2 separate regions of the Homo sapiens genome follow, and region 2 is linked to region 1. The links are chromatin contacts, found by Hi-C or POLR2A ChIA-PET in ENCODE. All regions are on one chromosome and are shown on one strand. Each heading gives the region's core, a stretch centred on a gene start or an enhancer-like site at or near the end of the contact. The rest is flanking DNA. Distances are from core to core; before and after follow the strand shown. Region 1 overlaps CDC42BPG (CDC42 binding protein kinase gamma). Region 2 has its middle 4.1 kb from the start of SPDYC.

Region 1 (2,700 bases), core at 148-2,647:
GGGGCCTCAGTTCCCACCTCAGTAAAATGGGAAATGACCACAGGGTGGGGCAGGGCTGGGCACAGCAGGCACTCCAGAAGTGCTGGTCACAGATGATGGAGTAAGCGGCAGAGTCCAGGAACAGACTCCTGTCTCCACCACCCTGCCAGGCCATCGTGGAGCCCCCTTGGCAAGTGGGAGGCCGCGGGGGAGCCTGGCTCCGGGGCAAGCAGTTGGCAGCCACTCACCCACTGGCCCTCGGGCCCGCAGCTCCTCCCGCAGCATGGCGAGCTCCTGTTGCAGGGCCTGGCTCTGCTTCTCGGCCTCCTGCAGACGGCTGGGGAGAATGGCAAGGGCTCGCCACTGGCCTCTGTGCGGGCCCTGGCCCCCAGTGCCTGCCCCTAGCCTCACCGCTCAGCCTGCAGCTGGGCCTCCTGCACCTGTGTCAGCCGCTCCTGCAGGCCCTGCTTGGCGCGGATCTCGGCCTCCAGCGCTGACTGCAGCTCCAGCCTGGCCGAGGCCTCCATCTTCTGCAGTCGCCGCGCCTTCCACTGGTGGTCCTGGTGGCCACGGAGCACCCGTATAAGATGCTTTCTAGGCCTGGCTGCCTCAGGGACCCCCTGCTACCAGAGCATCCTGCTACCCATGCCACCCAGCCAGGCTCAAAGCTCCAGCTCAGCCAATGACCCACTGTGAGCTCAGGGAAATCACTATCTCTCATGAGCTTGGTGTCCCCACCTCCAGTAGTGACCTTCAGTAGCAGGGATGCTGAGCTCACGGAAGGTCAGTGACTTGCCCAAGCCAGCCCCCAGGGGCATCTCTGGGGCTCACCAGTGGCCGGGCAGGGAGCGTCTGGGTGCCTACGTTCCTCAAGGACTCCAGCTCCTCTGCCATCTTGGTGGCCAGGGCCTGCAGGTAGCCTCTTGAGACCTTCTCATCATTCACCCTGAATGGGAAGGGGCTCAGGGTCATGGGCTGGGCCCTCAGTCTCGCCTGCGTTCCCCACCCCGACCCACCCCTGGCACCCACCAGCTGAGGATGTCGGCGAGCTGGGCCTCCCAGTTGCTCTCCGTCTCCCGCCGCTCACCCTCCAGCCGCTGCTTGCTCTCCTGCTCCTGGGCCAGCTCTGCTTCTAGCTGGGGCCGGCCAGAGGAAAGGTCAGCCCCAGGCCCCAGCAGTCCTGGGACTGCCGTCTCCCTGTAGGTACCCCAGCACCCCGAGCCCCGTCCATGTCCACCCTGCTCACTGGCTGCAGCTTGCCCACCCCTCAACTGGCTCCCCATTGCCTTGTCCGTCTGTTGTACCCTCCGTCTGTTGTACCCTGCTCACCCGCTCCTGCTCCCGGCTCAGCCTCCGGTTTTCCTCCTGCAGCTGGCACAGAGCCTCCTCCTTACCACTCGGCCTGGGGAGGAGAAGGCCAAGGCCGTGACTCACCGCCCAGGCCAGGCCCGGCCCCTCCCTGCCACCAGCTGCCTGGCTCACCTGTGGCTGTGGGCCTGCTCCAGCTGCTCTCGCAGGGCGGCCACCTCCTTCCTCAGTTGGGCCTCCTGAGGCCCACCCTCAGGGGGTCCCATCCCGTTGGTCTCAGAGGCTGTGTGGATGGTCTTGGGGACATGGAGGGGGTCAGGGCAGAGACCCAAGATGCCATGGCCCACCCACCTGGGACACAGGCCTGGCCCTGAGGCTCTGAGTGGGGTCAGGCTGGTGGGGAAGCACCTCTTGCCAAGGGGGAGGACTTGACTACCTTGGCCTGGGACGACTCCTCAAGGCGTTGCTCCCACTGTCCCTGCAGCTGCGTCACCTGCCGGCTCAGGGAGGACACCTGGGCCTCCAGCTGTGAGGGGTGCAGAGGCAGGCCACTGCCAACTCTGCCCTCGGCAGCCCCTCTGCCCACCTTACCATGGACTCCAGACCTGCCAGCCACAGTGGACATGAGGAGGCATGGACTCCCAGACTGCCCCGTCCCAGCCACCATCCCCTGGCCTAGCCTCTGCCAGCTACAACCGGGAGGCAGCATCTCCCACCAAGCTCCCCATGCTCCCTCCAGGCACACTGGGGGCAGGGCCCAGGTGCTGTCCCTACCCACCCTGGTCACTCACCTCCCTCTGGGCAGCCCGGGCTTCCTCCAGCTGGGAGCTCAGGGCCCGGGTCTGGCTAGCTGTGGCCGCCTCTCTCTCCTGGGCCTCCTGTAGCCTCTGAAGCAGCTCCTCCTGCTGCCCCTGGGCCCTGCAGAGCTCCTGCTCCTGAGCCTGCAGCCCTGCCCGACCCTCGGCCAGCTCCTGAGGAGGCAGGGGAGGGAGCGGGGAAGGACAAGGCCCAGAGTCAGGCACGAACCGTCCATGGAGCCCAGGGCCACTCACCCACCTCACCCACCTCACCCAGCCCTCACCCACCTCACCCAGCCCTCACCCGGTGAAGTCGGTCAAGCTCCTGCCGTAGGTCACTGTCCTGACCTGGGCTACCAGCTGGGGGCCCATCCGTCTGGGACAATGAGGCCTTGTCCCTCAGCATCTCTGCCAGGAAGAGTCACTGAGACCTCGAGTGCTGGCGGCCCCAGCCTCTCAGCCCAGGAGCAAGTCTCCTTGGCCTGTTTCCCACACGCGGGCTCAGAGAGTATAAAATGCTCTCCCAGGATCATACAGCTTGTCCAGGGCAGGGCAGGACCCGAGCCCAGGTGGGACTCAGCCCTGGGGGGGGGGGGGGGGTGGGCGGAAGGGATAC
Region 2 (2,798 bases), core at 50-2,549, 330 kb after region 1:
TCCCGAACATGGCTCACTGCAACCTCTGCCTCTCAGGCTCAAGTGATCCACCATGCCCAGCTAGGTTTTTTGGTGTGTGTGTGTGTGTGTGTGTGTGTGTGTGTGTGTGTGTGTGTGTGTGTTTTGTTTTGTTTTATAGAGACAGGATCTCTCTATGTTGCCTAGGCTGGTCTTGAACTTCTGGGCTCAAGCAATTCTCCCATCTTGGCATCTCAAAGTGCTGGGATTGCAGGTGTGAGCCACTGTGCCAGGCTGTGTTTGTCTTTGTTAATAATAATAATTTTCACCGGGCATGGTGGCTCACACCTGTAAGCCAGCACTTTGGGAGGCTGAGGCAGGTGGATCACAAGGTCAACAGATCGAGACCATCCTGGCCAACATGGTGAAACCCCATCTCTACTAAAAATATAAAATATTAGCTGGGTGTGGTGGGGCCCACCTGTAGTCCCAGCTACTCGGGAGGCTGAGGCAGGAGGATCACTTGAATCCCGGAGGCTGATGTTGCAGTGAGCCGAGATTGCACCACTGCACTCCAGCCTGGCGACAGAGAGAGACTCCGTCTCAAAAATAATAATAATAATGATGTCTCATTTTATTACACTGTGCTCAGAGAATATTGTTTGTATATTTCTACTTTTTTTAAGGTACTGATGATTTCTTTGTGACCTAAGATATGATCATTTTTTGTAAATATTTTGTTTCTTTGGAAACGTGGTTTTTTTTTTTTCCAGGGGAATTTTTCTTGGTTGGTGTGTGTTATTTTGTTTTCAGATTTTTTAAAATATCAGCTCCATACGGATCTATTCATCTTCTTTCTATTCGTTTTTGTGGTATTGGATGGTTTACAAGATTCCTAGCTCAATAGCACACTGTTAGGTCAATATAGCAAAGTTCAGATGGTTTAGAAGCTTTTTATTTGTTTGTTTCGGTGTGGGGGTGGGTAGGGTTTTGTGTTCTCCCATTGCTTGGTTCTCTTCGGACCCTCAATTTCTCCCTTCTGCATTTTCCCACTTCACTTACTCAATTGCCCACGGATGCTTCTGGCCCATTTTAGCCCTTTTTTTTTTTTTTTTACCCCTCCCGCGGAATCAGTGGACTTTAACGACCTCCCCTTCCTATCGCACATACTTGTAAGCCCCTTCCCTGAGGTCTGAGCTCTGACTTCCCAGGACGTCTTCTTGGTATTTTCAGATTTTAGAATGTCGCAGTCTTTCTGATAGTTGCTCTCGACCAACCCCAGCCCGGATCGATACTCCTTTCTCCCCTCCTTCCCCAGCTTTTCTTGGCACAAAGCCTCGTGCCTGGGAGAGGCCGCAGCGCACGACGGCGTGCGGGGATATGGTCGCTTTCTTTTTATTTACATTTATCTTGAAGTTTGGACCTTCTCTGCTTTCAAGTTATGCCGACGCTGTGGTTTTGGCAGCGTTTTATTTTTCCTTTCTTGTTGTCTGGGGCTGTGTGGACAGCAAAAGTTGGCGGATGGGGACCCAGGCAGCCCCTTGGGCCTCAGGACCCGGAAGTCCCCCTGGCTGGCTTGTGACTTTTTAAGATGGAGTTCAGTTCATCAGCGTGACAGCTTTTCTTATTTTCTAACACGCGCGTTTGAGGTCATAAATTCCTCTCTAAGAATTACTAGTTGTGTCCTCCAACTTTGACAGACAATATTTTCTTTCTTTCTTTTTCTTTTTCTTTTTCTTTTTTTTTTTTTTTTTTTTTTTTTTTTTTTTTTTTGAGACGGAGTCTTGCTCTGTTACCCAGGCTGGAGCAGTGGCGCGACCTCCGCTCACTGCAACCTCCGCCTCCCGGGTTCACGCCATTCTCTTGCCTCACCCACCTGAGTAGTTGGGACTACAGGCGCCCGCCACCACGCCCGGCTTTTTGTATTTTCAGTAGAAACGGGGTTTCACTATGTTGGCCAGACTGGTCGCTAACTCCTGACCTTGTGATCCGCCTGCTTCGGCCTCCCAAAGTGCTGGGATTATCGGCGTGAGCCACCTCGCCCGGGTACATTTGATTAATTTTTAGGAAGATGTTCTGTGCGTGCTTTCCTGCCTTTGTTGGGTGCAGTGCCAGCTTATTCGTCCACTAGGTCAAATTTCTTCATCATATTCTTCATATCTTTTACTGCTTTGCTAACTTTTTTGCCTTGCATGTGCCATCATATCTACAATTATGATTGTGATTTGTTTTTCCGTGTGGTTCTGTTGATTTTACACACACACACACACAGACACACACACATGCGGTTTCTTGCTTATTGACTTTATTTTTAGGAGTAAACAAATTACTATATATTTTTTTCTTTACCTGGATTCTGGTTAGGTAATTATACACTTTTTTTTCTTCCTTCCTTCCCTCCCTCCCTTCTTTCTTTCTTCTCCTTCCTTTTTCCTTTTATTTTTCTCTTCCTGCCTCTTTCCTTTCCTTTATTTTCCCTCCCCTCCTTCCCCTCCTCTTCTTACCGACAGGATCTCCCTATGTTGCCCAGACCAGCACTACAGGTGCACACCACCACATCCGGCTGTATATTTTTAAAATCACTACATAAATTCTCTTTCTCCCTAGTTATGCTTTTTGTCCAAAGTTGTGTTTTTTTGTTTGTTTTTTGTTTTTTTTTTTTTTTGAGACAAGTTCTCACTCTGTCACCCAGGCTGGAGTGCAGTGGTACAATCTTGGCTCACCAAAACCTCTGCCTTCTAGGCTCAAGCGATTCTCCTGCCACAGCCTCCCAAGTAGCTGGGATTACAGGCATTCGCCACTACCACCCACCTAATTTTTGTATTTTTAGTAGAAATGGA

Evidence for each region. A loop is a pair of places that touch in the nucleus more often than their neighbours do. ChIA-PET counts read pairs that join two places held with the same protein, here RNA polymerase II (POLR2A). Pooled maps may share reads with other maps.
Region 2: POLR2A ChIA-PET joins it to region 1 with 14 read pairs in A673. The contact joins two enhancer-like sites. A Hi-C loop is called at or near these places in 1 of 50 pooled maps. POLR2A ChIA-PET finds 5 or more read pairs at or near these places in 5 of 52 experiments (A673, B cell, H1 and 2 more).

What each region holds. Positions count from the first base shown.
Region 1 is chr11:64,834,039-64,836,738 of GRCh38, forward strand. CDC42BPG (CDC42 binding protein kinase gamma) reads right to left here. Exons shown (of 37, transcript NM_017525.3): 12 at 2,389-2,492; 13 at 2,079-2,258; 14 at 1,724-1,813; 15 at 1,462-1,583; 16 at 1,309-1,381; 17 at 1,009-1,115; 18 at 811-925; 19 at 391-539; 20 at 228-316. Among named protein-coding and RNA genes, the nearest start is that of CDC42BPG, 9.3 kb to the right of the region's middle. Within about 2 kb of position 1,398, at least 2 of the 41 ENCODE cell types and tissues checked have a DNase peak (open chromatin) inside an H3K27ac peak, as active enhancers do.
Region 2 is chr11:65,164,697-65,167,494 of GRCh38, forward strand. No RefSeq gene overlaps it. Among named protein-coding and RNA genes, the nearest start is that of SPDYC, 4.1 kb to the right of the region's middle. Within about 2 kb of position 1,300, at least 2 of the 41 ENCODE cell types and tissues checked have a DNase peak (open chromatin) inside an H3K27ac peak, as active enhancers do.